Regions from separate parts of the Homo sapiens genome. Here region 1 is linked to region 2. Evidence: chromatin loops called from intact Hi-C (ENCODE). Cell type or tissue: CD14-positive monocyte. All regions are shown on one strand. Links, peaks and the distances in the headings refer to the core of each region. The heading gives the core; the rest is flanking DNA.

Region 1 (16,535 bases), core at 4,193-8,192, 160 kb before region 2:
CCAGTCTACCCTCCTTCCAATAATGTGTGAAAAGACTATTTTTATTGAAAAGACTATTTTTCTCAAGTTCATTGTCATGTACCCGTGCCAGAATTCAGGCAGTCCAATGTGTGTTGGTCTGTTTCCAACTGTTGAATTTTTCCATTGATCTGTCCATTCTGTTTTAGATACTGTGCGTTTGCAATGAGTCTTGATTATCTAGCAGCGTAAGCCCTCCAAGTGCTTCATTCTCAAGACTGACTGCTATTCTTGACCCTTTACATTTCTGTATAAATCTTAGAACTAGCTTGTTCATTTCCACAGAAAAGGCCAAAGGGATTGTGATAAAGATAAACTGTTGTCCACTGGAAATGGCCTATGGTTTGGTTGACTGGGACATAGGGTTTGAAAGCTGAGCAATGGAAGAAGCTTTAAGTTTGGCTGAAGACTCATTTTTAAAAACTTTGGCTGTCATTTAAGGAGTATGCACTTTATTCACTGCACAGTGGGGAACCATCAGTGATCTTTAAGAACAGAAGTCAGATGATTAGATTTGTCTTTCTGAAAGATCACTAGGAGGCAACATCCATGCCTAATTTCTGTCACCTAAATTCCCAGGTATCTACTCTAAATACAGAGTTATATTCATACCCAGGCTTTGGGAGATGAATTATTCCTTCTGGAACCCCAAAGCAGAGGAGAAGTTGTTTCATGCCTGGCTTTGCAGGAGAGAGACCTCACCATGGGATAGAGTAAACAAAGCCAACCAGATACTTCTTTCTGATGCATCGACATTCAATCCAAGATTTAGTTTGAGAGGCAGGAGGGTGCCCTCTCTGAAATGGTTTATGTCTGCAAAGAAGACTTCTGATGTGCAAGAAGAGACCAGCAGATACAATGGCCCTGGTTCTGAAGCTGCGCCTGAATCACCCACCCTGCATCTCACATCACCCCTTGCCCTCCCTCTAATCCCCAGGCCGAGGCAGGGAACCCACTTAGCACTGACAGTGCTAGAGACATAATATATCCAGAAGCCACACTGAGGACCATCAAACACAACAGAACAGGAACTTGTTAAAAGATATTCAACCAGGGCTCAGACTCCTCACCCTCAAGCTTCTGACTCAGATAGAAGGAGCGATCAGGCCAACCTGCAAATTGCAGATAGTTCTCTTCGAGAAACTGGCTAGCTGAGCAGCGAATTTAAAATTTAACATGCATTTTTTTTTTAGGACAAGAGTCCTAAAAAACCACTATTTGAGTCCAAAGAAAACCACTATTTGAGAAGGGAAAATGAGAATAGTAGTTAACCCAGTTGTCAAAAATAGCTGACAGAAACTATCTATTTAAATTAGGTTTCATTTTGGGAAGAGAAGATCTCAGAACCCTTCTTTCATACCCACCCATCATCTATGGGTTTCCCAGAGCCAGTCTGGTGGCCAGCCAAGACGTGGACAATTTCACTAAGTCAAATCTATAGTCCGCATTCTAACAACGCTTTTTAAATTTCTTTTTTGCCATGTGTACTATGGAATTCACTGGAGGTGTCAGAATATGAGAACAGATATCTTCCCTTATTAAGTCTATGTACCCATCCTAAAGAATATTGACATTCGGCCAAGTGCAGTGGCTCATGCCTATAATCCCAGCACTTTGGGAGGCCAAGGCGGGTGGATCACCTGAGGTCCGGAGTTCAAGACCAGCCTGGCCCACATGGCAACACCCCGTCTCTACTAAAAATACAAAAATTAGCCAGGCATGGTGGCAGGCACCTGTAATCCCAGCTACTCGGGAGGCTGAGGCAGGGAGAATCGCTTGAATCTGAGAGGTGGAGGTTGCAGTGAACCGAGATCATGCCACTGCACTCCAGCCTGGACAACAGAGTAAGACTCCATGTAAAAAAAAATATATAGATAGATATAGATATAGATATAGATATAGATATAGATATAGATATAGATATAGATATTTTGTCAAGCATACTACAGCTTAATGTTTGCCCAGATGTGGGGGAAACTTTGTTTTTTAACTCTGTCTTCTTCCTAGTGGCAGGCTCCCTGGCCAACTTGAAAAGGCTATATAAAAGGCTTGGTCCAGCCATGGTGTCCAACTTCTCCAAGGTACCTAGGCCTCATATCCAGGCATATAGAACCTCTTGGCCTTGGCCAAGTCTCCCGAGGAATGAAAGCAGTAGCTGTAGGCACCACTCGACATTTTCCTAGTACAGCCTGGTACTCCCAGCAGTGCCAAAGCTGCTAGTTTCCCATTGAAACTAGAAATGTGTTTTCTGAAAGGAAAGTATACCCAAAACATCAAGACTGAGAGAAAAAAATTGAAAGCATTTCATATTTAATGTCCCTAAAGAAGCATCGTAGGGAATATTAAACTCAAAACTTTGCTGGGCTTTACCTGTGTTGAGTATTTTTATCATTTTGACTTACACACAGAAGGAGAATCATTCTCTTGAGTGTTTAGCACCTATAAAGGCGTGATTCGGCTCTGCCTCCAGGAAGGCTGAGACATCATATCCCAGAGAGTCCTGGGTGATCACAGGGAAATGGCTGAATATGAATTTGTTGGGTCCTGGCCATCATAAAGGCAAAAGAAGCTATAGCCAAGGGATCCCAGGCAAACCCCTACCTGTGTCATGCCTGTCACTAGTTCTGTTTTCTGGGGCTTCCACGTCTCTATCTCCCCATCACCACTCTCCTGCCCCTCGCCTCCCTGACTGCGCCATGGTTTCATTCCAAGGCTAAATATTTAATACGAAGAACACTCTGCCCAAGGTAGAAGGAGAGAAGAAATAAGAGAAACTCCTATGAGAATGTGTGTATGATATTAGGCTATCCCTGACTCTTCTTGTAAAATAATGGTGTCAATTTCAGCTGAATCATCTAGAAAGAGATGTCAGATATATCTAAGTGATTCTGTAGACTGAACTCATCTAAATCTCTCATACCCACCTGAGGGGCCCTCTCTAGAATGGCCAGGGGGATCTCATGTTCCACCTAATCCCTCAGCCCCTCCGCTTGGTTCCTGGGCCCTCTTCCTGCACTGGCGCAGCATCCCCACAGACAGTGCCCAAGACAGTGTCTGAAATTCAGGTACAACAAAAATATACATCTCCTTTACTTCAAATACATGGGGAGAGTGGTGAAAACTGGCAGCTGCTTTCCATGACCTGCCCATATGATGTGGATGGAGCTGGGATTTGAAGGGATGCCAACATGTGACTTGCAAAGGATGGGTGAAAAGGGAGGCAAGCCGAGCGATAGGTAGCTGCCCACACCTACTTGTCAAAAAAACATTCCTGCTGCTATTTGGGGATATAAAGTGTCTTTGAAAGCAGCTCACATTTTAAACCTTTTAATGATAACAAAAATTGTAATAATGATCTTGTGAACATACATCAAGTATGGACTATTTATGGTCATTCCACTAAGATCTTTATGATCTCATTTAATCTTCACGACAACCTTAGACAGTAATACTAGTATCTCGTTTCACAGATTAGGAAACCAAGCCTGAGAGATTACATTACCCACAGTAGCCCAGCTAATATATTATGTCAAAACTATACTTTTAACCTCCACATTACACTACCTCCTTCAAAAATTATTCCCCAAGAATATAGGTGAAATGCCTATGAAATACAAGTCCATAATTAGAAAAGTGGGCTTATGGTAAAGAGAATATTACATCTATGTACAGTGATAAAAAGAAAGGAAAAGATAGGAGTATATTTATTATTTTAAAATGTATCTGTTACCTCTGAATATACTTGCTTTCTGTGGCATGCTTGTGCAAGACTAATAAATTATATTAATAAAGAAATAAACCTTTATGTACTCAGTTATTGATGCTAATAATTTTATTTCCAAAGTTAGAAATATTTTTCTATAATTTAATAAATCATTAAATTTATTTAACAGAATAAAGTTAACAGATAAACAGAAATCAATTCATAAGTACTCTATACCAGGGGCCACCTTGGGTATTTTAAGAGATTCAAAAAGAGAAGATTCTGGTGATATTTACAGTCTTATTCCAATTATCTTACAAATCAAAATGAAAGTGTACAGCCTTTACACATACAAAAGAATGGTACAGATTCAGTCCTAAGTCAAATAACACATGTTTTATATACCATGAGAGTTCAGAAGGAAACACCATTTCAGCCACAATTGGCCTGGAAAACTTCACAGGTAAAATAGAAGTATGAAATCGAAATCAATGGATAGGACAAGAGGGATGTTGGAAGAAGAAGAATTTGCATGAGCCAGACACAGAAGAATAAATAACCCTGAAGACCCAGAACTCAGGGCTGAGACCCATCTTTCTGTTAAAGAGCCCTCACGTTCATGAAGAATATTCAGAATTCATTTGTTTCCAACTAACATGGGGCATAATGCTGAGCATTGGAAATAGAGATATAAAAAGACATAGTCTTCCCCTTCAAGGACTTCTGAGCCCAGTAGAAAGCAAAGAAAATCAAGCCAGCATCTACAATACTAATTAAAATTCTGAGCTTTCAAGTCACACTGACCAGGTGTAACTCCTTACTCCTTCGACTTACTAGCATATTCTTAAACTCTCTGAGCCTGTTTCTGCCACTGCAAAGTCTCTCATAATTGACGTGAGGATTAAATTAGACAGTATGCAAAAAGCTTTCAGGAAAAAAAAAAAAGTCACGCAGTTTTTTAACAAGTAAATATTTTAATGCTAATATTTTAGAATACCTTCATACAGAGGTTATTCTAGGCCAGTTATTCAGTTGAATCGCCTGATTGCTTTAAAATAAAAAATACCAATGTCTGGAACCTGCTGCAGATGAATTATATCAGCAAGTATCTGGAGGTGGGACCTGGTCCTCAGGACTTTGCTCAAAGTCCTCCCGGTAAGGCTCATGTGCCTGCTTTCTGGGTTGAGCATATGGAAGGAATAAGGAGCTCTGCCCATGTGTTTGCCGGGAAGGAGCGTGTCAAGATGAAACCACCTTTGCAAAATTATGACGGAGACAGAGAAAGAGGTCCAACTTAAATGACCCCATCTTGCCTCTAACCTCCAAGGGGTCCTGTTAATTCCTGGGCATAGGCTGAACCAACTTTGGGAGGAACTTAGTTTAGAGTTTATAGTTTAAAACAAAGATGATAACAGACCTTTCCCAAAACAAACCTCCTTCTTGCCTGGGTACTAGACGACTAACATTAGCCACAAGATTAGAAATTATAGTTTAGGAGTCACGTAGCCGGAGGCTACAAGATTCTGACCCTCCCTAAACTGCTCCTAAGATCAATGCTTGAGATGTTTTGCAGACTCTACACTTGATGGATCAACCGGCACTACCCAGATTGAGAAACCAGCCCATCTGATCTTGTGACCCCACCCAGGAACTGACTCAGCGCAAGAAGACTGGGACACCCCAGGATTTCACCTCCAAGCCAACCAATCAGCACTCCCTGACTCACTGCCCCTCCACTCCCACCAAACTGTCTTTAAAAACTTTGATCCCTAAATGTTCCAGGAGACTGATTTGAGTAATAATAAAACTCTGACCTCTGGCTTGGCCAGCTTTGCGTGAATTACTCTTTCCCTATTGCGATTCCCCAGTCTTGAGAAATCAGCTCTGTCTGGGCAGCAGGTAAGGTGACCCATTGATAGGTTACAAAGGCAGGCCTCCTGGAATGGATGATTCCTGACTTGTGTCGCTGGTATCAGAGTCTGACAGACAAGAAGGGAAGAGGATAAGATGTGTACCAAACATTGGAGAGGTCAAGAGGGGGGTTATAGTCCTCTTTTGGGGGTCTTAAAAATGGTTTCCCTTTTGAAAACTCTTGGAGTTCTCACCTTAAAATCTCTTGACTTTAAAATTTCTTTCAACCTGGAGCACATTATAAACCAGAAAATAAGAAAACCAGAATAAGCTGAAGAGAAACAGCTACCATGCCCCAAGGATGGAGCAATCAACAAAAACAGTGCTTTGAGGATCTCATGTCTCTAGCATCTCAGAAAAAGCCCCCTGACCTGTGCAGCCCAGGGACACCTTCTTAGTTTATAGCTATCCTTAAAATGAGAAAGGGCATCACTATGGCTGCAGCTGGGCCTAACACACAGCCATCAGTCAGTGGTCGGTTAATATATTTTCAGAGGAGCAATCAGAGTGAAAGACACTTAAGGCCCCTGGTAAGTGTAGGCAGCCACTTAAATCAGCCCCTAACATCTAGCTTGCTAGAAATTTGATCAAATGCTTATCTTCTCCACGGTATATGAAATGGAAGACATGATCTGCAGACCAAGATGACCAGAAAAAAGAAGCGTTCATTCCCCTGGCCCGCAGTTTAAATTCCCCGGTGACGTTATCTCTTGGGGGGAACAAAAAAGAAAAATCACACTTGAATCAGTCTAGGCCAAAAGCAATTGAGGAAGCAACCATCCCATCTCCAGTTCCCCGCCCTCTTGAGAAAACCAGAACGGAGGGCCTGAAACATTGATATGCAAGTCACTCTCAAGCTATGACTCAGTTTTCTTCTCAAAGCAATTAACAATTACCAGCATTTATTCAGTGAATGGGAGTCAGGCAAACAGACAGACACTGACAGTCTGTCATTATCGCAACAAAAGAACCACAGCTTTTATCCTCCCCAGAGGAAGTAAGACTTTAGAACTCTTCAACTTTCAAGCTTACATACTTCCCTGACCTATGGTTTATTTCATCATCAGCCTTAAAAATAATAGAAAGTTTAGCCGTTTATGTTATTTTATTTTTTTTTTTTTTTTGAGAAAGAGTCTCGCTCTGTCACCCAGGCTGGAGTGCAGTGGCACGATCTCAGATCACTGCAACCTCCATCTCCCAGGTTCAAGCGATTCTCCTGCCTCAGCCTCCTGAGTAGGTGGCATTACAGGCGTGTGCCACCACACCAGCTAATTTTTGTATTTTTAGTTGAGACAGGGTTTCGCCATGTTGGCCAGGCTGGTCTCAAATTCCTGACTTCAGGTGATCCGCCCGCCTCAACCTCCCAAAGTGCTGGGATTACAGGTGTGAGCAGCCCCGCCTGGCCTTATTTTTGAGGCACTACTTGGAGATGGACCTCCCAAGAATCATATGCAGCTCCAGATAGGGCAAAAGGAGGCCATTATGAATCATAGATATACAGGTCAACCCACAGAGGGCACCCTGCCTACACTCCCTACCCTATTGACGGCCTGGCAGGAGAAGGCACCCTTTCTGCAAACTTCCTGCAGACTGCATCCTATTGGCCACTTCCTAACTACTCAGATGCTGTTTTTAATGTGATCAAGTCCATTCAAGAGTTGGTTGTCACATGTCCATTTGAGGCCAGCACTAGATGCTGTAGAAGCCAGACTGAATGAATGACTCACGTATGGCCCCAGCTCTTCAGTACTAGACTTACAGTTTGATCAGAGCCTCAGTCATGGAGCCAAGGCAAAACCAGAATGTTCACTCCTTGGTGGTCTCATGGTTAAGATTTGTCACTCTCAAACTAGAATCAGATCCACCCCTGACTGTTATTGGATGCAATACATTTAGCTATTCTGAGCCTAGGTTTAGTTTTCTCATTCATCAGAAAGATAAAACCTACCTCACATAAAAGAGATAATGGACACAAAGCACCTTCCCTGATGCTCAGTACATGGGCAGCGCGTGTTAATGTTATAAATCACCCGCTTATCCCAGTCTTTACCAGCTGGTGAGTATAAATATTCTAACGGTTAGCTTACCCCTAAGTCTCAGTGCTCTATCCCCTAGGTCTGTCATGCCAAAACTCCAGTCTTTTCCATTAATTTTCTCCCAAATTATTTCCTCTTGGAGGCCTTGATGGGGGTGGGGCTGGTGGTATTCGCAGCAGCCCTGTGGTCTGAAGTCGGCAGAGCTCTGTGTGAAGCCCGAAAATTTGAGACAGGTCTCAGTTAATGTATCAAGTTTATCTTGCAGAGGTTGAGGATGTGCAGCTGTGACACAGCCTCAGGAGGTCCTGACGACATGTGCCCAAGGTGGTCAGAGCACAGTTTGGTTTTATACATTTTTGGGAGACGTGAGACATCAATCAACATATGTAAGATGAACATTGGTTCAGTCCAGAAGGGCAGGACAACGCGAAGCGGGCAAAGGGCTTCCAGGCCACAGCTAGGTGAAAGACAAGCTGTTGCATTCTTTTGAGTTTCCGATTGGTCTTTCCAAAGGAGGCCATCAGATATGCATTTATCTCAGTGAGTAAAAGGATGACTGAATACACTGGGAGGCAGGTTTGCCCTAAGCAGTTCCCGGCTTGAATTTTCCTTTTACCTTAGTGATTTCAAGGCCCAAGATATTTTCCTTTCACATCTCCCAATCCACAAGCCTCAGTTCCTGCCTTACATTCTGCCTCTCATGACCAAGTTTTACACAAGTGGTTGCTAGTAGATCTGTGGTACTGGTATCATCTTTGATTTCTCCTCTCCAGAGTGCTCAAGCATTTGAAAGTTGGAAAAGATGCAAATAGCCCAACTCTCACGCTCTGGACCTGTAATCTGTCCCCTCCAACCTCTGGCCGTCTCTGCTGGGCTTGTGTTACAGTGGGTAGCTCATCAGGCATGAGCAGGGCAGGACAGGACTCCCCACCCCACCCCTCCAGGAAAGTCAGGTGATGGTCAAGCAGTTGTCACACTGCCCCTCTAAAATAACAATAGGTCGCAGCCAGCGCCAGGGAGAGGCAGTCTCTCCATAGATAATAACACCTGAAATTGGTCATCAGCAGCTTCCAATAAGATCTCAGGAACTGGGTGACTGGGCTCGACCATGCACATTAAGAGGCAAAATGGGTAGTATGACCTTCTGGGGACATTCCACCAGAAAAGGCGAGAACACCTCAGGCGAGCATGTGTACAACTCCAGTAAACACACTGTGTACTCTTGTCGCCCTGGGATTATAGGCCACTGAGCATGCAGGCGGCTCTCCCTGAAGGAAGAATCCAAGGAAAGGGGCACTAGACTCCAGTAGTCGACCAGAATATAAAATCCTAGATCCAAGGTCAAACGGGGCACTTGTCCTTCAAGTCACCCACCTGGGCCTCTTCCAAGTGTACTTTCCTTTCTTTCATTCCTGCTCTAAAGCTTTTTAAGAAACCCTTACTCCTGCTCTGAAACTTGCCTCAGTCTCTTTTTCTGACTTATGCCCCTCAGTCGAATTCTTTCTACTGAGAAGGCAAGAATTGAGGTAGACTTGCACGGATTCCCCTCCACTAGCTCGGATACCTTCCACTGCTCACACTTGGCCTTTTAGCCTTGCAGTCCATGGTTTCTGCCACTCTTCTCATTCTCTAATGCAGCCTCATCTGAGGTTCCCCCAATTCCATCAAATAACTGAGACCTATCTGAACCCCAAGGGAGGACCAGTTCTTCCTTACAATTCTTCCAGGTTCCATACCAATCAGAGAGTATTTTGAACTCCCTGAACATTCTCTGCCTGGAGTAGAGGAATTCCAGCCAGACTAATAGAGTCTCATTTCTAATATATATATAAAAAAAGGTCACTAACATAGACATACATATATGCACATAAATGCACAGATATAATATGTGTTTAATATAAGGTAATTTAATATTTTTTTGATTGCCTTTCTACAGTAAGCCAAACTGCTTATGTGTCTATTAATACACCTGGTATTTTTCTGAGTTCACTCCTCTGTCCCATTGTATCTAAGACTGGCATACCTAGTCCTTCTCTCATCACTCTTGCTCCATCTATACCGATACCTCAAAATGCAGCTCAAACTTCACCACCTCCATGAAGCCCTCCTTGACCACTACAGCACACAGTCCTCTCTTCTTCATCTACATTTATTAAAATTATTGGTCATGATGTAATTTGACAATGAATTTATTCTTCATCAGGACAAGAAAGATAGACAGGAAGCAAAGAGTAACAAGACCACAGAGTGAAGTGTAAGAATATAAATTGCCTTCTCTTGCATAAACTACTGGGAAAGGAGTTTGGAGACAGATAGATGCTATGGTTTGAATGTTTGTCCCCTCCAAAAGTCCCCATGTTAAAAATTTAGTTGCCTTTGTTTCAGTGTTGAGAGGTAGGACGTTTAAGAGGTGATTGGGCTATGAGGGTTTCACCCTAATGAATGGGATTAATCTCACTTTAAAAGGGCAAGTTTGGTCCTAAAACAAGACTCAGGAATTTCCACTTCTGGAAAAATGGAGTAGATATATTTTTCCTTACTTCTACTACAAAATACCACACACACACACACACAAATTGAAAACAGAAAAACAATAGAGAAAATCACTAAAATAAAAAGGCAGTTATCTGACAAAAGCAATAAAATTGACAACCCTCTAGCAAGACTGACCGAAAGAGAAAGAGAGAGAGAAAGGACACAAATTACCAATATCAGAAATGAAACAGGGTTTTCAGTACAGACCTGCAGATATCAAAAGGATAATAAAGAAATACTATAGATAATTCAACAAAAATAAATTTGGCAGCTTACATGAAATGAGCCAATTCCCCAAAAATCACAAACTACCACAAGTCACCCAATATGAAACAGATAATTTCAATACCCTGTAAGTATTAAGGAAATAGAATTTGTTATTTTAAAATTCTCAAAAAAATGTCTCCAAGCCCAGATAATTTCACTGAAGACTTCTACTAAACGTTTAAAGAAGAATTTACATCAATTCTACACAATCTCTTTGAGAAAATTGAAGAGAACACTTCCCAATTTACTTTCAAAGCTACTGTTATATTGATACCAAACCAGATAAAGATAGCACCAAAAAAATTTACAGACCAATATTCATCCTGAATAAAGAAGTTAAACTTTTTAACAAAATATTAGCAAATAAGGTTCAGCAACATTTAATAAGAATTATACAACACGGGCCGGGCATGGTGGCTCAAGCCTGTAATCCCAGCACTTTGGGAGTCTCAGGCAGGTGGATCACCCGAGGTCAGGAGTTCGAGACCAGCCTGGCCAACATTGTGAAACCCCGTCTCTACTAAAAGTACAAAAAATTAGCTGGGTGTGGTGGTGGGTGCCTGTAATCCCAGCTACTGGGGAGGCTGTAGCAGGAGAATCACTTGAACTCAGGAGGTGTAGGTTGCTGTGAGCCGAGATCGCGCCATTGCACTCCAGCCTGAGCAACAAGAGCGAGACTCTGTCTCAAAAAAAAAAAAAAAAAAAAAAAAGAATTATACACCATGACCAAGTGGAATTTATTCCAAGGAAGCAAGGCTGGTTTGATACTCAAAATAAATCAAGAAACTCACCATATCAATAGTAAAAGAAGAAAAATCATCATTATATCAATTGATACATAAAATTAATTTGACAAACTTTAACATCCATTCATGATGAAAACTCTCAGAAAAATAAGAATAGATGGCAATAGGAACTCCATCAACTAGATTTAAAAAATATATATACCAAAAAACTACAGCTACAATTATATTTAATGGTGAAAGACTGGATGTTTTCTCCCTAAACACTGGAAACAAAGCAAGGATGTCCACCCTCACTACTCTTATTCAAGAAAATGCCAGAAGTTCTAGTTAGTGCAATAAGACAAGAGAAGGAAATAAAAGTCATACAGTTAAGAAGGAAACAAACCAACAAACTTCTGTTGGCAGATGACATGACTGTGATTATCTTTGTAGAAAATCCTCAGAAATCTTAAAAGAAAAAAACAAAAAACCCTCCCAGAACTAATAAGGGAGTTCAGCAAAATCACAGAATTGAAGATGAACAGACACAAAAATCAACTGTATTTCTATATGTTTGCAACGGACACATGGACAGCCAAATTAAATATACAATGCCATTTACAATCACTCAAAAAATGAAATAGGTGTTAATCTAATACAAACATACAGGACTCATGCTAAAAACTATAAAACACTGATGACAGAAATCAAAGACATTTAAATAAATGGAGAGACATACATTGTTCATAGGTTGGAAGACTCAATGAAATAAAGATGTCAATTCTTCCCAAATTGATATACAGGTTTTTCCCAGCAATGGGTTTTGTAGATGTAGACAAGATTATTCTAAAATTTACATGAAAGGGCAAGGAACTAAAATAGCTAAAACATTTTGAAAAAGAAGAATAAATTGGGAGGAAGCAGCAGTCTGCCCTATTTCGATACTTATGTAGCTACAGGAATCAAAGATGTGCGGTATTGACAGAGGGATAGAGACATGGATCAAATGAACAGAGATAGAAAACCCAGAAATAGGCCCACATAAATACACCAAACTTATTTTTGACAAAGGTGTGAAAGCAATTCAATGAAGATAAAAGTGTTTTCAACAAATGGTGCTGGAGCAATTGGACATCCATAGGCAAAGAAAGAAAAATAAACCTTGATTCATAAGGTTTATAACCCTCACACTGTATTCAAAAAGTATCATACTGTCCTTGATGAAATAGCCCAACAAGAAGGCAATATTTGCATGGGGCATCTCAGCAAGTCAGTGGTTTTACAAAGAGACATTTGGTTAACTTAGATATTTAAGTAAAGAAAGAAAGTGGGCCAGACGCAGTGGCTCACGCCTGTAATCCCAACACTTCGGGAGGCCAAGGCAGGCAGATCTCTTGAGGTCAGGAGTTCAAGACCAGCCTGGCTAACATGGTGAAACCCCATCTCTATTAAATATACAAAAATCAGCTGAGCGCGGTGGCGGGCGCCTGTGATCTCAGCTACTCAGGACGCTGAGGCACAAGAATCACTTGAACCTGGGAGTCGGAGGTTGCAGTGAGCTGAGATCGTGCCACTGCACTCTAGTCTGGGCAACAGAACAAGACTCCCTCTCAAAAAAAGAAAAGAAAGAAAGTGGAAGAGGAAATCTACAACCTACTTTGATCAATAATTTCTATTGGTGGATAAGGGTAACACTTAAACTCCAGCCAAAATTTATAAGGTATATAATGGAGTACTTTGTGCATAACATATAAAATCAGTATTGAAAATATGTTGTGTGATTGCTGGTGAATGATTCTGATATTCACTCATATTGGATGATACATTAAGGTGACAAGTTAGGGAAAAGAGCATTTGCATTCTAGCTTCATTCTTGGGACTGACAAACTATGGTGCAAGGAGAAACACAATATCATCCTTAATATGCTGTGCTTCCCCTGGGTACCTTTATGAGCATGGAACTGAAAGGGCACCCCACATGGAAGAGCCATGCCGAGGGGTGGGTAACTGTCCTAGGTCAGGTTCCAGAGAAGAGTTGGGGCCAGAGATGGGGATTTTTGTTAAAGTGATGCATTGAGGAGGGAATCTCAGAAGGGGCATTGGGAAAGGAGGGTGGGGCGTGGGAAGTAAGCTAATTAACAAAACAGTCTGGATAGAAACTAGCTTCCATCTAGTCTTGAGGGCAGCTCTGAAGTCCACATTGCACCACAGAGCTGGTTCTACCTTAAGGGAAATGGACTTTTGTACTCTTCATAAATCAGTTATTGGTCACTGGCTGCTGAGGGAGAGGTGGGGAAGGGGAGCAGAAGGACAACTGCTCCAGGGAAGCAGCTGCTATTCAACCAGAGGTGAAGTTCTGGAGGACAAGGCAATGGGGAGTGGTTAGCAGCCACCATTCACTGTAATTTGGGTCCATCTGCCTGGATAAGAGGATCTAAACAGATCGCTATCAACACCCAGTGGAGTCCATCTCTTCTCTCGCTCATGTTCTCTTGTTTTTCATATTGTTCACTACATAGGAACTGTCATGATTTCTGGAGAAACTTCCAAAAGGCAAGTTAGGGTGATGAACTACAGCTGTGTGGTACAATTGGTCCTAAAGCCTTCGGTGATACATTATCTCCCTCCTACACAACACATTCTAGATTTTCCTTCACTTGCGTTTCTGCTGTTTGGTGTCCCAGGCCTTCATCCCTGAGCTGTTTGAGCCCCTGTTCACCATATACTTATCAGGCCAGTTGCTTCACTGAGCGAGTTATAACTGAGTGTGAGCATAGGCATACCAAGAGACACCCTAATAGATCATGTGAATGCCAACCATACTCTTCCTTCTTCTATTAAGAAACAGCAAATCCTACCTCCTCATGATTATCAATCATCCCTGCCAGCTGGTAAATCCTTTCAGTGCCACTGATCTCCTACCATGAGGAACCCAAAGGAACTAAGTGTCAGGCATAGGTTTACTGGAATTCTTACAGCATCCTCTGGCAGGAGCAGGACCTCTAGATCCAGAGAGCCTAAAGTTGTAGGGATGGGAAACACAAATCCCAAGTTGATCACTTGGAGCAGTGAAGAGCTGGACCAGTCCTATTTTCACCCCTTGGTTCCTTGACCTATATAATTCAGCCTATTGGGGTCAGAGTACCCCAGTTTTTTATAAAGTATGGCCAGTTTTTTGTAAAGTATACTATATTCTGAAGGCTGATTCTCCATTCTCATAAGATGTCTTCCACTGGCAGGTGCCTCACCTGCACCTTCAAGAGACTTTTTCAAGGCTCTTTCAGGCCAACAGCTTCTGAATGGAAAAGCATGTGAAAGAACCACATGATCCCATGATTATGTGCCCACTGCCTCACTTCCTTGGCCATACAGTGGGATCCCATGCATAGATCAAACATTCTGTGAACCCTGGAATATTAGTGTTGACTGAGGCACTGTATCAAGGAAAGGCCAATCCATGGGTGAAATCCTTGTCTTTCATAGCCAGGATGAAACATTGCTTTTTCCCAGATGGAAGGGGTCCAAGCTAATCAAGTTGCCAACAAGTATCTGGTTGATGTCCAAAACATGATACCTTATTGGGACTCTGCATTGACTTTTGTTATTAGCAGGCAAGCCATCCAGCAGCAGCAGTAGCTTGCAGCCTTGGTGAATGTGTGCATGTCTGGGGGCCATGGTGCCCCTCCATCTCTGCCACCATGTCTTCTCTGTTCATGAGCCCATGCACATGTCAACAGAGAAACTAGCAGACATTGCTGGCTGAGTCATCCTGCCTGTGTGCTTCTTCTGAAAGGGACGCTCTCTGGTAGGTATTTTCATTCAATATAAAGATCAGATCATCAACATTGTGCCCACTCCCACAGGTACCTCCACAAGGCTCTCCCCCAGACCTCCTTGTCCACTATGTTCCTTGGGTCACTTCTATCTCCACACAACATGGATGGCAAGATATGTTACATGAAGCTCTGCCCCGTGGAAGGCTTTCCATTCATCACCAGCTTTCAGAGTCACCCATAAGTGAGGCTGTAGGGCAGTCATAGCCCATTTTTGGCTTGAACATTTAGAAACCAGTGAGAACATGGGTCATCTATTACTTGACCTCTGTATACCCCTACCTTAACACAGAGGCCATGATATTTTTTGAGTAGTTCCTGGAAATCAGAAACAATGTGGCCCCTGTATACAATTTTTCTTAAAAGATTTATGTATTCCCCTTCCCCATTGTACACTTGCCCAAGTAAATGGTTATAGGTTCCTTTGGGAAGGACTAGGGGAATTGCCTGTATCTTATCTCAGGGTGTATTAGTTCATTTTCACACTGCTGTGAAGACATACCTGAGACTGGGTAATTTATAAAGAAAAGAGGATTGATTGACTCACAGTTCCACGTGGCTGGGGAGGCCTCAGGAAACTTAACAATCGTGGTAGAAGGGGAAGAAAACACATCCTTCTTTACATGGCAGCAGGAGAGAGAAGTGCAGAGCAAAGGAGAGTGGGAAAGTCTCTTACAAAACCATCAGATCTTGTGAGAACTCACTCACTATCACAAGAACAGCATGGGGGTAACTGTCCCCATGATTCAATTACCTCCCCTCCATCCCTCCCATGACACGTGGGATTATGGGAACTACAATTCAAGATGAGATCTGGGTAGGGACTCAAAGCCTACCCATATCACATGGTGTTGTTAAAATCGTCTTCCTCATGAGAAACAGCCTCCTCTTGAGGGTTAGGTCTCAAAACTGAACAAGGGATTGTGACTTTCTTTTGAAGCAGCTGACCTCAGCCTTCTGCATATCCATTCTGGATCGTGTGTGTGTGTGTGTGTGTGTGCGCGCGTGTGTGTGTAGAGAGAGAGAGAGAGAGAGAGAAACTTCCCATATATCTTGTCTTTAGAAATGCCACATTCTATTATTCTATTAGCAATCTCCCAAGATCTTCCAAGATCCATATGGTTGGTCCCATATGGTCAAGGCCCCAGGTAGCCATTCCAGCCTTGTGCCTACTACAGTAGTTCTGAATACCTTGCTTATGACTATACAGTGCTGCCATCTGGCCTCTACTATTCCAGAATTCTGTTATCCCCGTTGCTTCTAGATAGTTATTTTCCCTCACAGCGTCTCCTACTGACAGCTCCCACCTCCACAGGACAGCCACCATAGCTTTTTAATGATGCTAATAGCCCCCTCACCAGCACGTCCCAATTGCTTTGGCAAATAATGTCCCACCAAGGCAGATTATCTGCTAGTGGGTTTCCTGGTTTAATAATTCAATTGTTTGAGTTTTTCCCCTACTTCTCTGGGCACTTGCGTCCCTTCCTCCACAATCTGCCTGGCAGTT
Region 2 (16,535 bases), core at 4,364-8,363:
TTGCCAGCAGCCCCATGGCTCTCCCTCCAGTCCAGCCTTTTGTGGATCTGAGTCCATCAGCTAAGTCTGTACATGTCTAAGCTAAAACTGCAGAGAAATTTAGCCTCTCTTGCCCAGGGCTTTGGGACTCTTGCAATACTCCTGGTCATGCCTCTGTCCTGAACTGTCTGGAGCTCTCTGACAGCCAGGAGGTGACTGCCTGTCACACACATGTGCACACGCACACACACACACACACACACATGCGTACACACACACACACACGCACACACACACACACACACACACACTCTTAGCAGTTGGCTGGCCGCCATCTAATGTAGCAGGTCATGTTAGCACACTGTCTTCCCTGACACTGTTCAAAATATTAGTCCCAAATTATTAGCTATATGAAGGAGCTGACAGCTACTACTCTCAAACTTCTCAGTGTTCTGAGTCTAAATATGCTGTGGGCTCTGTGCATACATTTCATGAGGATAAAGGAAGCACAGGGAGATAGGGAAGAAAGGAACAAAACAGGAATGAAGGGAAAGGAGCCCTTTTGGGCAAGCAGATTCCAAGGGGTGCTCTTGTTGGGTTTTGACCACCCAGAGGGCACCAAGAGGACAGGAACACCAGAGGCAGGGGAAGAGCTGCTATAAGAAGAGGATGTAAAGAAGACAAGGGAGTGTGAAACACAAAAGTCACTTCTCGGATCCACCGTTGCCTTCTCTGCTTCTCCTAGAGGCCAGCGCCACATCTTTTCACCTGTTTAGCCCACCCTCAACTCCACCGCATGCCCTAGAAACTCCCAGGCTAGAGATTCATTTTTGGCAACTACCAACACCCAGGAAAAACTCTGTCTGTATCTCTCCTTGACCAAAACGTATGTACCACCTAAAATGTTGTTAAAATGAATATCGGCCGGGCGTGGTGGCTCACGCCTGTAATCCCAGCACTTTGGGAGGCCGAGGAGGGCAGATCACGAGGTCAGGAGATCAAGACCATCCTGGCTAACACAGTGAAACCCCATCTCTACTAAAAATACAAAAAATTAGCCAGGCATGGTGGCGGGCGCCTGTAGTCCCAACTACTCGGGAGGCTGAGGCAGGAGAATGGCGTGAACCCAGGAGGCGGAGTTTGCAGTGAGCGGAGATCACCCCACTGCACTCCAGCCTGGGCGACAGAGAGAGACTCCGTCTCAAAAAAAAAAAAAAAGAAAAAAAAAGAGAATATCATCCTCAACGGTTTTGGATAAAAACAGACAAAGAACATTAAAGTGAGAAAGGCTGACAGGGCCCCAGCCACAGTGGAAGTCAGGAGGATTGGATGCAGATCCTAAATGTGCGATATAAGATGACGCTGCTCTCTCTGCTTCCCCACTGGTCCAAAGTCATTACATTTCTTTTTTTCTTTTCTTTTCTCTCTCTCTCTTTTTTTTAAATAGGGTCTCACTCTGTCACCCAGCCTGGCATGATCATGGCTCGCTACAGTTGCAACCTCCCCAGGCTCAGGTGATCCTCCTGCCTCAGCCTCACTGAGTAGCTGGGACTGCAGACACACACCACCACACCTAGCTAATGTTTGTATTTTTTGTAAAGACGGGGTTTCACCATGTTGCCTGGACTGGTCTTGCACTCCTGGGCTCATGCAATCCACCCACCTCAGCCTCCCAAAGTGCTGGGATTACAGATGTGAGCCACCGCGCCCAGCCCAAAGTCATTACCTTTCTAGGTGTTTGGTCCTTCTGGCTTGTAGCAGGTTCCTGACTCAGCACCCCTACCATGAGCATATTTTAAACCCCAGGTTGACGTGCAGGTCTGGCAATGCTATTGGGCAGCCTACATTCAGGGCTCATGGTCACCATGTCCTCACTCTGATTGTGGCTCTGCCAATAACTACAGCATCTATTCCACTTTTTAGAAAACTATGTTGCTTTGACATTTACAAATGCATATTTGCATTGTTGTAAGCTTAAAAATGCAAAAGAAAAAGTTAATAGAGGAAAACAAAAATCACCATCATCCCCAGGTCCACAGGTACCCACTGTGAACTCATTGTGCATTTCCTGTCCACTTTCTTCTATTCATTTTGAAAATTTGTAACATAACAAGGGTCATTCTGTACATACAGTTTTGTGTCTGCAAGGCCTAGTCTTAGAGCTCTGCATGGACGGGGATGACAGCTAATATTTTGGCTGCTTGAGAAGTCACATTTAGATCCTTGCATCACAGTAGAGGCCCTGACATTCCACTAACTTTATTAGGCATGGATGAGATTTTGGACAGCACTCTAATGAGCCGCAGTGCTCTGAAGAGCATTCTTTTCTTATCTCAGCTGTTGAGCGTGAGGTCCCAGGGTGCAGAACAATGTGAAAGTCCACATGAACATTTTCAGTGTTTGAAAACCAGCATATAAAGCACAGAAGTGCTTCTAAGAACAAGGTCAGGAACACTTTTGAGGTTCAATGGGTAGGGTTATCCAAAATAGTTTATTTCATCATTTAGCATTTCTATGTTCTTTTAAATAAAAGCTACATAAATGGCAGAATGCAAAGATTGTTTCAACTAAAAATTCACTGTTAGTTAAAAAAAAATGTCAGATTCAGGATCCTCTGGCTCAATTTCAGAGAACTATAAAAACTTTTTCTAAGAAAACATTTTGAGAACACGTCACAAAATATCTTGTAATAAGCTTTCAGATACACCCCATTTTGATGTAACGATTTCCCAAGTGGTCCCCAAAATGTCTTTGCAGAGTTGGTTCCTAGAGAACCTCTTAATCAAAACTTAAACTAAATGTAAGTCAGCAGTTTCACTTTGACTTTGCAAACATTTCATGAGTCATAGTCAATTATATAATCTCGAATCAAGAGGGCATTGTTATTTGTTCATTGAAGAAACAGACTGTGCCCTGCTAATTCAACTGAAAAATGACTCAAACCCAAAGAAAGCAAAGAAAATGGAGAGCAATCTTCCTTTAAAGAGAGAAGAATGGTTAAGAGTCTCTTCTTTCAGCAGAGAATGAGTAACTCTTATATAGGTTACCAACATTATGGCTGGGCGCAGTGGCTCACACCTGTAATCCCAGCACTTTGGGAGGCTGAGGCGGATGGATCACCTGAGGTCAGGAGATTGAGACCAGCCTGATCAACGTGGTGAAACCCCGTCTCTACTAAAATACAAAATTAGCCAGGCATGGTGGCGCATGCCTGTAATCCCAAGTACTTGGGAAGCTGAGGCAGGAGAATTGCTTGAACCCAGGAGGCGGAGGTTGCAGTAAGCTGAGATAGCCCCATTGCACTCCGACCTGGGCAACAAGAGCGAAACTCCATCTCAAAAAAAAAAAAAAGATTACCAATATTAGCATTGTGCACATGCATACACACATAATCTAAGGAAGAAGAATGCCAATGTTCCTCTTTATCCCAGGATGTTAACCCAAAGAGTTTAGGAAATACTGCTATTTCTTTCACAAATCAGTTGTGAATCATTCATGCCTTAAAATCCTGTTGTCAGTGGTTAGCATCCTAAAGCCCCTCTCGGTCCTCCCATGAGTGCTTTATTAAGCTGGGATAAAGCTACTCCATGCCCAACAATAAGCAAGGCTCTGTGCAGCTGAGAGAAGAGACCAGGGGACAATTGCTGAGAGCCTAGGGGAGGTGGGCGGGTCCACACTTAGCAGTTTCACTTGGGCTGCAGGGCATACTTTCATTCAAAGAAAGAGTCTTTCATGGAATCAACCCAAATGCCCATCAATGACAGACTGGATAAAGAAAATGTGGCACATATATATCATGGAATACTACGCAGTCATAAAAAGGAATGAGATCATGTCCTTTGCAGGGACATAGATGAAGCTGGAAACCATTATCCTTAGCAAACACTGCATGCCCTCACTTATAAGTGGGAGCTGAACGATGAGAAAACATGGACACATGAAGGGGCACAACACACACTGACTAGGGCTTCTAGGGGAGGTGTGGGTACTGAGAACATCGGGAAAAACAGCTAATGCATGCTGGGCTTAATACCTAGGTGATGGGTTGATAGGTGCAGCAAACCACCGTGGCACACATTTACCTATGTAACCAACCTGCACATCCTGCACATGTATCCTGGAACTTAAAACGAAATAAAATAAAAAATTAAAGATGGGTTGATGGATGGATAGAGGGATGGATAAAAGGACTGATAAGCAATAAAGCAAATACCATAAAATGTTTAAAAAAAGAAAAGAAAAAAGAAAGTAGTCTATGACTTAAAAAAAAAAACTTGGAAAACTGTGAATCTATACTCTTCAATTTTGCAAAAATTTAGCAATTCTGTGCCCGAATCATGTATAACATTCATCAGTTGGCATATTACTTTAAAAATGAAACCCCGAAGTGAATGAAGACTTCACCTCACCAGTCATTTTCCAAGCCCCATGCATGGAGGAAGCATTTCTCCCATGACTGCGAACGGTGTTTTGTCTTCCCTCCCAAAAGGAAAGAACAATTACTTTACAACTTCATGAAAGCTGAAATGCAGGCAGACCTCTTTGTGGGTAAAGTCTAAAGCAGATGCAATTTTAGGTTAAACATAGAGTATTATTACTTATTCTGATTCTTCAACTGAGCCTCTGAAAATATTTATTTTCTATTTGTTTAAATGTAGGTATTGAGAGACATGGCTTCCTTTTTTCTTTCTTTGTTAAACAAATGCTCAGATGTGATGGCTCATGCCTGTAATCTCAGAATTTTAGGAAGCTGAGGCAGGAGGATCGCTTCAGGCCAAGAGTTCCAGACCTGCCTGGGCAACATATGATGACCCACGTCTCTACAGAAAAATGTAAAAATTAGCCAGGCATGGTAGCGTGCACTGTAGTACTTAGCTACTTGAGAGGCTGAGGTGGGAGGATCCCTTGAGTTTGGGAGTTTAAGGATACATTGAACTATGATGACAACAGTGCACTCCAGCCTGGGTGACACAGTAAGACCCTGTGTCTAAAAACAACAAAAAAACACTAACAATATCAATAACAACAACAAAAAAAGAAGCAAAGTAGATTTTTCCGCCACCCCCCAAAAAACATAAAGTCCAACACGTAAACACCAGATTCCCCATGGGCTTTGAAGAAACAGACATTTTATGCCCCTTAGCAAATTACTCTTGGATGAAATTGGCAGCACTCTACTTCTTTAGGTAAGTAAATAAAGATTGTTATATTTGAAAACAATGGCTTTTATTGTTATGAACTAGGAGTGGCTTTAATGGAGAAGTTGCCCTGTTACTTGACCACTGAAAAGGAAGAGCTACAGACCAGCTATTCTAAACCCAAAGTAATTATTTTGTTAGACTTAGCTCCACATTTAAGTGGCTTATAATCAATAAATCTATAAAACAAGTTAACTCGGCCACTTACTAAAGCATATTTTACAGTCAATTATCTTGGCACATACACCCAAAAGTTATATTAATCACCCTTAAAATATTACATATATGCTGTATTTAAATTTTAGAGTTGAAATCAACATGTAGTTACACCTGTTTAGATTTTCCAGGTTAAAATCATTGTTGTCGTAGTCTATGGTCTACATGTGTATCCCTGATCCCTCACATTATAGTTTGGACTCAGCTGAGATATGAGGAAGGAATGATGAGGGAAGGGACCAGCATTCTTACGTGGATCGTCATCTCCTGGGGCCATGCACTGGTAGGATCTAGAGGTTTGTGATGTTCCCAAACGGTCATGAGACTCTTGGGCACAAGGGTTGAGGCTATCTGATCCAGGCACCCCATAAACCTTGAAATATTAGCATGGTGTTTTGTTAAATGTGTCTGTGTGTGTACCGTTCTCCAGGCTACGAAAGCACTTGTTTAATCTGCAGCATAGAACAGGCTGCATTCTTATTTAATGCTAGGAACACTTAAATCCAACTGGCTGGTTCTCAATCCGTGTCAAAGGCTCAGTTACAATAAACAGTATTTATATAATATTCTTAAAGGTACACCTATTACTCTATATTCCAGAGTTATTTATTGAGCCCTGGGACTTCGGGGGATCATGATCACTGAAATTGTGTGGATAATTTAACGTGATATGTGCATTTACAGCTTTCATCATAGTCTCAAATTGAACCAGGACATATAAAAAGTAAGAATCACTAATCCACATTTTAAGATTAAGTATCTCAAAGGAGGTAGTACTAATAAGTAAAAATAAATAATACCTTATACTCTCAAAAGGTTAAAAAAATTATACTAAATATTTTAAATCTAGATTCTAATTGAAGGCTTGAAGGCATTTGGAATGGAATAAACAGCGTGGTGCCTGAGATTTACGATGTGTTGGTTATGACATCTATTTGAGCGCTCATGGAGTTTTGCTGATTTGCTGATTCCTTGTTGTGTGCTGGATGTGTGAGTTTATAGATAGACAACTTCCAAATAAATGAGATTCAACTACACTTCATTTTCTGTGGAAACCATCCAGAGAGTTCTCATTGCTCACATTTGTGGATCTATATACCAATGCAAAGAAATGTTTATTCCAGTCTTTATCTGACAGCTAGCTTCTGTTATTGAGTTAAATCTCCTGAATCCAGTAACAGAAACATTTATAGACCTTGACTCCACAAACCACTAGGTTCTGCTGTCAGAAATCTCTGAGTCACGCTCACTTCGAGAGGCAGCAAAACCAAATTTGCCCACTTCCTCTTTCTTGTGTGCTTTATTTGTCTCATTTAGTTGTAACCACATGATATGGTGGGGGGAGTCTGGACACATATGGAAATCCTGCTTCTGCCTCCCACTAGCTGTAGGACTTTGGATAAACTATTATTCTCTCCAAGTCCCAGCTTTTTCTTTTCTTCTCTTTAGTGGGGGAAGGGGGTTTTGCTGTGTCTCCCAGGATGGAGTGCAGTGGCATGAGCTCAGTTCACTGTAGCCTCAACATCCCAGACTCAACTGATCCTCTCACCTCAGCCCCCCGAGTAGCTGGGACTATAGACATGTGCCACCACGCCTGGCTAATGTTTATATTTTTTGTGGAGACAGGGCTTCACCATGTTGCCCAGGCTGGTCTCGAACTCCTGAGCTTGAGCGATCCCCCAGCCTCGGCCTCCCAAAGTGCTGGGATTATAGACATGGGCCACTGTGCCTGGCCCAAGTCTCAGATTTTTCATCTGAAAAGTGACTATAACTTAGGACCCAGGGTGCTTGTAAGGATTAAATGACATAATTTTCATGAATTTACCCAGTTGTCATCAGGCACTTAGTAGATGCTTAATAATTACTTATTTCTTATCCTTTCCCACCTTCCTTTATTTTGTGTATTGACTCTGCAACACCCAAATATATGGATCACCATCACTACTTATCATCTTTAGTGAGGCAATGTTGACCAGCAACCCAACAGCTTTAGTAAATCTTCCTAAGTTCCCATCAGATTTTGAACGCAACTATATTATAGCTATGATAGCACTTTTTTTTTTTTTTTTTTTGACAGAGTCTCGCTCTGTCACCCAGGCTGGAGTGCAATGGCACAATCTCAGCTCACTGCAACCTCTGCCTCCCAGATTCAAGCTATTCTCCTGCCTCAGCCTCCTGAGTAGCTGGGATTACAGGTGCATACCACCACGCCCGGGTAATCTTTGTATTTTTAGTAGAGACGGGGTTTCACCATGTTGGCCAGGCTGTTCTCAAACTCCTGACCTTGTGATCCGCCCACCTCGGCCTCCCAAAATGCTGGGATTACAGGCATGAGCCACTGCACCCGGCCTATGATAGCACTTTTCACTTTGTCATTTGATTACTGGTGTACATATCCATCAGCTCTCAGAACACGAGAGGGTTGTTTTCTGCAAAACCTCTCCAATTTTAACGACATAATACAGGACGGGGAGAGACAAGAATGGCTCATTCACCCTTCTCCTTTTTATCATTTGTTTTGAAGAGAACTAACACAAAAAGAGAATGATTCTCATACATTCTTCTGTAACAACTATTGCCCTACTCTTAAATGTACTCCTGGCTAGGCACAGTGGCTCATGCCTGTAATTCCAGCACTTTGAGAGACCAAGGCAGGAGGATTGCTTGAGTCCAGGAGTTCAAGACTAGCCTGGACAACAAAGTGAGACCTTCTCTCTGCAAAAAAATTAAAAAATTAACGAGGCATGTTGGTGCACCTGTGGCCCTAATTACATGCGAGGCTGAGTCAGGACAATTGCTTGAGCCCGGGAGGTCAAGGCTGCAGTGAGTCATGATTGTGCCACTGCACTCCAGCCTGAGCAAGAGAGCAAGACGTCTCAAATAAAAAAAATAAAATGCACTCCTTAACCAGGCAAGGGGGCATGCATCTGTGGTCCCAGCTACTCAGGAGGCTGAGGCAAGAGGCTCTGGGCCCAGGAGTTCAAGAGCAGCCTGGTGCAACATAAGAAGATCCCACTTTTGTAAAAAAATTAAGTTAGCCTGGTGTGGTGGGGCACACCGGTAGTCCCAGCTACTTGGAAGACTGAGTGGAAGGATCACTTGAGCCCAGAAGTTTGAGGCTGCAGTGAGCCATGATTGTGCCACTGCACTCCAGCCTGGGTGACAGAGCAAGACCCTGTCTCAAAAAAATTTTTTTAATTAAAAAATAATAATAAATAAAATATACTTTAAAAATACATCAATAAGCAGCTTCACCAGGATAGAACAAAAGTCTGCTCTTCCTTAAAGAGTATAGTATTCGTGCCAATTTTTTCAGACTTTATTCATGTTGAGAATACTTCCTGAAATCACTCTCTTTTTCAATTTTGTGTGATGCAATTTAATAGACAGATAAACTTAGCATGAATTATTACAGGAAGGGTTGGCATCTCATTCATCTGTGTTCCCAACTCATAGCCCATCACTTAGGACACTAGTAAACATTGAATAAATGAATAAAAGAAGACATCACCATTTATATATTCTGAATGAAGGTTTGCTTGTATGAGTTGATTCTGGATCTGATATGTAAGTATTTGGATCAAAAGCCAGAGATCCTGAAAAGCAAGAGGCCAATATGACCAAATCCATAGACAGTCAGTTACCTATTGAAGGCTCTCTGCTGACCTAATAACACCATGCTCAGTTCATACCTGGGAAATTTCCTGCCTGTATCTCCAGTTTGGAAAAAGAAAAAAAAATCATCATCTGCATTTCTAGACCAAGTCAACCTGATTTTTAAGCATAAGAAAAGGCCGGGCGCGGTGGCTCACGCCTGTAATCCCAGCACTTTGGGAGGCCGAGGTGGGCAGATCACCTGAGGTTGGGAGCTCAAGACCAGCCTGACCAACATGGAGAAACCTCATCTCTACTAAAAATACAAAAGTTAGCTGGGTGTAGTGGCGCATGCCTGTAATCCCAGCTACTCGGGAGGCTGAGGCAGGAGAATCGCTTGAGCCCAGGAGGCGGAGGTTGCAGTGAGCTGAGATTGTGCCACTGCACTTCAGCCTGGGCAACAAGAGCGAAACTCTGTCTCAAAAAAAAAAAAAGAAAAGAAAAGAAAGAAAGAAAATATGTGAGAAGACTGTGCCTCCTTGCTGTTACTCAGCCCCCTCCATCTCAGAGTTTACCCAGTCAGGTGTCTGTCTTGGGACAAAAAACCAGTAGGAGGTCAATAGGCTGGTGCATGTCATCTGCTTTTCAGTGATTTGAGCTCCCTTTCTCCTTCCCCTGCTGTTCCCACTCCATCAGTAATTCTACCATGCATTCTTCTCTGTGCATTTGTCCATTTCCACAGCAATCTTTCAGGCCCTCCTATGCTCATTCTTCTGCCTGTATCTCTGTCTTCTGCCTCCTGCTGTACCTGTCTATCCTACATACACAAGCATATACTACCAGAATAATCTTTCACAAAAATCACATCTCACTGGTTTAAAAACAAAAATCACTAATAGTTCTCCATCCTGGGCTTTCCTTTTCAACCACTGAAACTACCCCCAGTGTGATGGTTAATATTATGTGTCAACTGGATTGGATTGAAGGATGCAAAGTATTGTTCCTGGGTGTGACTGTCAGGGAGATCAACTTTGAGTCAGTGGACTGGGAGAGGCAGACCCACCTTCAATACGGGTGGGCACCATCCAATCAGCTGCCAGTGGAGCTGGAATAAAGCAGGCAGAAGAAGGTGGGAGAAATGGACTTGCTGAGGCTTCTGGCCTCCATCTTTCTCCCATGCTGGATGCTTCCAGCCCTCAAATATCAGACTCCAAGTTCTTCAGCTCTTGGACCTTTGGACTTACACCAGTGGTTTACCAAGGGCTCTTGGGCCTTTGGCCACTGTCTAAGGGCCGCATTGTCGGCTTCTCTACTTTTGAGGTTTTGGGACTTGGACTGACTTCCTTGCTCCTCAACTTGCAGAGGGCCTATTGTGGGACTTCACCTTGCGATCGTGTGAGTCAATTCTCCTTAAAAACCTCCCTTTCATATAGACATATATCTTATTAGCTCTTTCTTCTAGAGAACCCTAATACATCCAGCTTCCTTCTCCTGCCTGCCCACCCCGACATCTAACTCTGGAAGTCGCCCCACGTCACTTACATTAACCTCATCAGTGCTTGGCTTCTCATAATTTACTAACATTTGAGCAGATCTATCCAGAACCCCCTACCTTGTCTTCTCACTCAAGCTTGCTTCCTTTAATTCTTTAAAAATATAAACTTTCAGAGACAGAATGACCTCGAGTTAGAGTCTAACAGTGCAGCACAATCCTTTCATTTCTTTTTATTTTAGTTTGAATTGTTTGCTTTATTTTGTTTTAATTTATTTTTATTGATTTATTTTGTAGAGACAGGGTCTCTCTATGTTGCGAGGCTGGCCTCGAACTCCTGCGTTCAAGGTATCCTCCTGCCTCAGTCTCCCAAAGTGTTGGGATTACAGGCATGAGCCACTGTGCCCAGCCCATTAATAGTCAAGAAACTAAGACCCAGAGATGGCTCATGACACCCTGCTGTGAGAAAGTTCTCAGGGTCAATGCACCCTTACCCTATGGGCCCCCTAGGAAAGAGCACACACAGCCAGGGCAGAGGACAGGGAGGATGGATACTGTGCAGCGCCTACCAGCAGCCAGGCTCTGTCCCAGTGCCTTCGTAGGTTTCTTGTGGTTCTCATGAGCCCAGTTGATGACTCTGAAACTCAAAAAGTTAAGGAACTTGCTCAAAGTCAGACATCTAGCCAATGCCCAGACCCAGCTCTTGGACTGAATCTCATTTTTTTTGTATATCTCACTTCCCTTAACCTGCACCTGCTATAACATTCACATTTGTATTCATGCCCCTCTGTGCAGTTTGCTGTGTGTGAGTGGTTGTATCAGTTTGCCAGGCAGCCATCACAAAATACCGCAGACTGGGTGGCTTCCGCAACAGACATTCATCCGCTCACAGTTCTGAGGCCAGAGTCTGAGATCAAGGTGCCACAGGTTTGGTTTTAGGGCCCATACTAATGACCTCATTTTAACTTAATTACTTTTCTAAAGGCCCTGCCTATCTCCAAATACAATCTGATATGGTTTGGCTCTGTGTCCCCACCCAAATCTCATCTTGTAGCTCCCATAATTCCCATGTGTTGTGGGAGGGACCCGGTGGGACATGACTGAATCATGGGGTGGGGTCTTTCCTGTGCTGTTCTCATGATAGTGAATGGGTCTCATGAGATCTGATAGTTTTTAAAATGGGGGTTTCTCTGCACAAGCTCTCTCTTTGCCTGCCGCCATCCATGTAAGACGTGACTTGCTCCTCCTTGCCTTCCGCCATGGTTGTGAGGCTTCCCCAGCCACATGCAACTGTGAGTTCTCCATTAAACCACTTTCCTTTGTAAATTGACCAGTCTCGGGTATGTTTTTATCAGCAGTGTGAAAACGGACTAATACACAGTCACATTCTGATGTACTGGGGTTAGGACTTCAGCATATGAATAGGGGTAGGAGGTGTGGAGAGACACAGTTTAAGCCTATAACCGTGGTCCAGAACTGTCTTTTATTTCTGTTTTCCTTAATCCCATACCCGCCAAGTAGTCTCTTTCATCAAATTATAATAAAATCACACAAATACTAGACAATTTATTTAGATTTCGACTTTTTCACAGATCTGCATTTAATGTGAAAAGCATCTAGATGTACATTCACCATCTTTATTGCTAACTATACCCTACTCTTTGCTTCAAACACTCATCAAAAACAGAGTAAAAATGAATGTGTGCTCACAGCACTGAGTGCCTCCTCTGTGTACTGTTAGACGACTGAGCTGCCCTTTCCAACTTGGCATCCTCACATCCACCCACTGACAAATAGTCACAACCAGCAAGCAAACAGAACACTTCCCAGGAGGCTCTCACCACTGAAAAGAAGAAAGGTAAGGGGTGGCTTGAACGTTGCCCCTTTAAATAAAAACAGTTCTCCAGCAGTCTCAGCAATTTTTAGGGGGAGAGGGATGTAAACAGACAGTAGTAAATAGTGGAAAGAAACTAGAACAGGGTGAAAGGGGCCAAAAGATATGATTAATTTACTTATGTCCTTTCTGTGATCTAAGCTGGCGTGCAGTGGTGCAATCATGGCTGGCTGCAGCCTCAAGCTCCCAGGCTCAAGCGATCCTCAAACCCCAGCTTTCCAAGTAGCTGGGACTATTGGTGCGTGCCACCATGCCCTGCTAATTTTTGTATTTTTTTGTAGAGATGTTTTGTTTTTTTTCGCAGTGTTGACCAGGTTAGTCTCCAACTCCTGAGCTCAGGTGATCTACCTGTCTCAGCCTCCCAAACAAACTACTGGGATTACAGGCTTGAGCCACCACACCTGGCCCTTTCTGAAATATTTTAATGAGGGCTCCACATTTAAAATTATACCATCCAATTTATCTTTTTACAAAACTTATCCAGAAGCCAACCTTCTTTCCCAAGGCAATAGAGGTTTAACAGAGAACAAAGTATTCTTTATATTAATTTCAGACATCCTGAGAATAAACATCGTTCTTTCAGCAAAGCCTATCTTTGCTGTTTAATTGAAATCAATGGTATTGACTAATAAAACTAGCCATTACTTTGTGTGGCTTTTAGGGGAGTTTAACCTGAAACTGGGGATAAAACTAATTAATTTGTGTTGAAGGACTGTAAAAGAATCACGAATACACAACCACTATTACAGCACAAAAGGAGTTAACATGCATTTGTAATTTCTAGATTCTTCATAAAATGATAATACTTTAGAATGTTCTCTTTGTTGTCAATTTTACAGGATAATACTATTTTTCAATTTAAATTAGATGCGATAAGGTGTGACATCTGCAACTCAGGAACACAAGGACCGTCTGCTAAAAATGGTTTGCAGTTCTCATTTTAAAAGTGTAAACATCTACATTTGGTTTTTTTGTTTTTTTAAAAAGGAACTTCTTGCAAATATGTTAAGTCATCTTAGATGAGGACAGTTTTGTAAAGAGACATGGAGAAGGTCAATATTTGCTAAAATAAGTTGTCTCTTTTAAATAAGGTGATTTCTAAAAAAGAAGGGAAACTCACTTTTACTAAGTATCATATACTCACTCTCTCCAGCTGTCACAGATAACTTTCCCTGAGCTGTCTGAGTCAAACTACCCATTACATGGTCTCAGAACGCCAATAACCGCTCATTCACAGCCTTTATCAATATCACAAATTTGGATATATTTGTATGATTAAGATGAGTATCTGTCCCCCCACTCTATGGTGGCAGGGCTCACCATCTAATGCCAGCACACTACCTGAAGCACAACAGGAGCTCACAACATGTGTTTAATGACACCCAACCGATGGAAGAAACCAGCAGTTATTCTACCTTCACATCCCCAATACATCCTGCTGTCTCTTATTCAGCCATCTCACCGTTCTTCACAGAGCTGTTAGATACCATCCTTATATACCTGTTACCCTTCTCTTCCTATTGAAGACCAATCCCTTCATTATGCTGGGGAGGTGCCGCCCTCCTTGTTCTTGGAGAAGGCATATTTACTGTCTCTTCTCTGTCCTGTATTTTTTTTCATCTGCCCTGTATCTTTAGACAATTCCTCTCTACTTTCCTCTTTGATCCACAATCTTTGTGAAATTCTACCCACCTTAAAATAAAATTCTTTCCGCTAAAGCTATTTAGTCACTCTGCTTTTCTTTTCTTGTTTTTTTTTTTTTTAGATGGAGTCTTGCTCTGTCACCCAGGCTGGGGTGCAATGGTGAGATCTTGGCTCACTGCAACCTCCGCCTCCCCGGTTCAAGCAAATCTCCTGGGTCAGCCTCCCAAGTAGCTGGGATTACAGGCGCATGCCACCACGCCTGGCTAATTTTTGTATTTTTAGTAGAGACAGGGTTTCACCATGTTGGCCAGGCTGGTCTTGAACTCCTGACCTCAAGTGATCCACCCACCTCGGCCTCCCAAACTGCTAGGATCACAGGCGTGAGCCACCACACCCGGCCGTCGCTGTGCATTTTTAAACTTTCCCTTTAGTCAACCTTTGTAAAAGAAGTCTGTTCCTACTGCTCCAATTCTTACCACACAGTCAGCTCTCCAAGACCTAATAATACAAGTGGAGCTCAACCTCAGCTGAATCAAGATGCCCACATCAAAACTGCCAGGCATTTCTCAAAAGAGGACATATGATTGGCAAATAGATGCATGAAAAAATGCTGAACATCACTAACCATCAGGGAAATGCAAATTAAAACCACAATGATATCACCTCATACCTGTTAGAATGGCTATTTTCTTTCTTTCTATTTTTTTGAAAACTAGAGGAAGGGGAGGAGGTCTAGGATGTTGGCAAGGATGCAGACCCTTGCACACTGTTGGTGGGAATGTAAATTAGTACAGCCATTTTGGAAAATAGTATGGAGGTTCCACAAAAACTAAAAATAAAATTACCATATGATCTAGCAATCCGTATTCTGGGTGTATATCCAAAGAAATTGAAATTAGTATGTCAAAGAGATATCTGTACTCCCATGTTTATTTCAGCATTATTCACAATAGTTAAGATACAGAATCAAAATGTGGTATGTATATACACATGGAATACTATACAGACCTAAAAAAGAAGGAGAGTCTGTAATTTGCAACATGGATGGAATTGAAGGACATTATGCTACATGAAAGAAGCCAGGCATATAAATACAAATACTATATGATCTCACTTATATGTGGAATCTAAAAACTTAATCTCATAGAAAAAGAGAGTAGAAAGGGGATTACTAGGGGCTGGGGATGGTTGGGGAAGGGTTGGGGAAAGGGAAGATGGTGATCAAAGGGCACAGAGTTTTAGTTAGACTGGAGGAGTAAGTGTTGGTGTTGTATTGCACTGCATGGTGAACACAGTTAATAATAATGTATTGTATATTGCAGAATTGTTAAAAGAATTTATTTTTAAAGTCCTCACTCCAAACAAATGATGTTGGAAGGGAATAAATATGCTAATTATCTTGATTGAATCTTTCTACAATGTATACATAAATCAAAACAACACATTGTAACCCATAAATATGCACAATTATTATTTGTCAATTAAAAATAAATTAATAAAAAATAAGAAAGAAAAACTGCCAGGCATTTTGTTCTTGCTGAGTTCAAGGAGTGCTTTTCAATCTCTCTCTTACTAACCTCCCTGCAGCACAGGATCCCATCCTAATACTCTTTTTCTCTTGGCTTTCAGTACTCCACTTTCTGCCAGTCTTCTTTCATCTCTTCTCAAGCTCATTGCAACCCCTTGCCTCTTTTAATCCCTTAAATATCAGTGTTCCTTAGGATCTTATTCATGTTCTTTTTACTTTCTCTTACTACCTTTTGTTGAATTATCACCAATGCTAATGGCAACCAAATTCATATTTCAAGCTAGACCTCTTGAGCTCCAGAGCTATACTTCCAGTTGACCACTGGCCATGCCCCTCTCCATGAACCACAATTTCCTAAATATGTTTTTTAAAAAAGTGCTCATTATGTTTCCTCAAACACTTATTTTTAAATAACCCAATTTTTTAAATGGGCAAAGAATCAGAATAGATAGTTCCCAAAAGAAGACATACAAATGGCCAACAAGTGTATGAAAAAAATTTTCAATATCACTAATCATTACAAAAATACAAATTAAAACTGTAGTGAGAGATCGCCTCACCCCTGTTAGAATGGCTATTTTCAAAAAAAGATGAAAGATAACAAGTGTTGGTGAAGATGCGTAGAAAAGGGAACTCTTGTGTGTAGTCAGTCAATGGGAAGGAAAATTAGTACAGCCAATATGGAAAACAGTATGGAAGTTTCTCAAAAAATTAAAAATACAACTACGATATGGGCCAGCAATCTCTTTATCTTTTGGATAAATCCTGGATATTTACCCAAAAGAAATGAAATCAGTATATTAAAGAGATGTCTATACCCCCACATTCATAGCAGCACTATTCACAATAGCCAAGATATGCAATCAATCTTTGTCCATCGACAGATGAACAGATAAAGAAAATGTGATCTATATGCACAATAGAATACACTTAAAAACACTTTTAAAAAGAAGGCAATCCTGTTATTTGCAATAACACAGATGAACCTGG

Evidence for each region. Peaks named below come from ENCODE experiments on the same cell type or tissue, not always from the same donor. Only the 100,000 strongest peaks of a DNase experiment are listed, where the experiment ranks them.
Region 1: it touches region 2 in a loop (5-fold over the local background); 1 of 110 quality-filtered maps calls a loop at or near these places.

Annotation. Positions count from the first base shown.
Region 1 is chr6:154,133,593-154,150,127 of GRCh38, forward strand. It overlaps a transcript of OPRM1 not described here. Among named protein-coding and RNA genes, the nearest start is that of OPRM1, 100 kb to the left of the region's middle. In CD14-positive monocyte, for the core only: no CTCF peak of the experiment used is centred there; DNase peaks (open chromatin) are centred at 5,379, 6,459 and 7,329; H3K4me3 peaks cover 1,782 bases; H3K27ac peaks cover 2,949 bases.
Region 2 is chr6:154,295,647-154,312,181 of GRCh38, forward strand. All of the region lies in intron 1 of IPCEF1 (interaction protein for cytohesin exchange factors 1), which reads right to left. Among named protein-coding and RNA genes, the nearest start is that of IPCEF1, 53 kb to the right of the region's middle. RefSeq lists an enhancer at 6,948-6,997. In CD14-positive monocyte, for the core only: no CTCF peak of the experiment used is centred there; DNase peaks (open chromatin) are centred at 6,665 and 8,195; H3K4me3 peaks cover 2,443 bases; H3K27ac peaks cover 3,328 bases.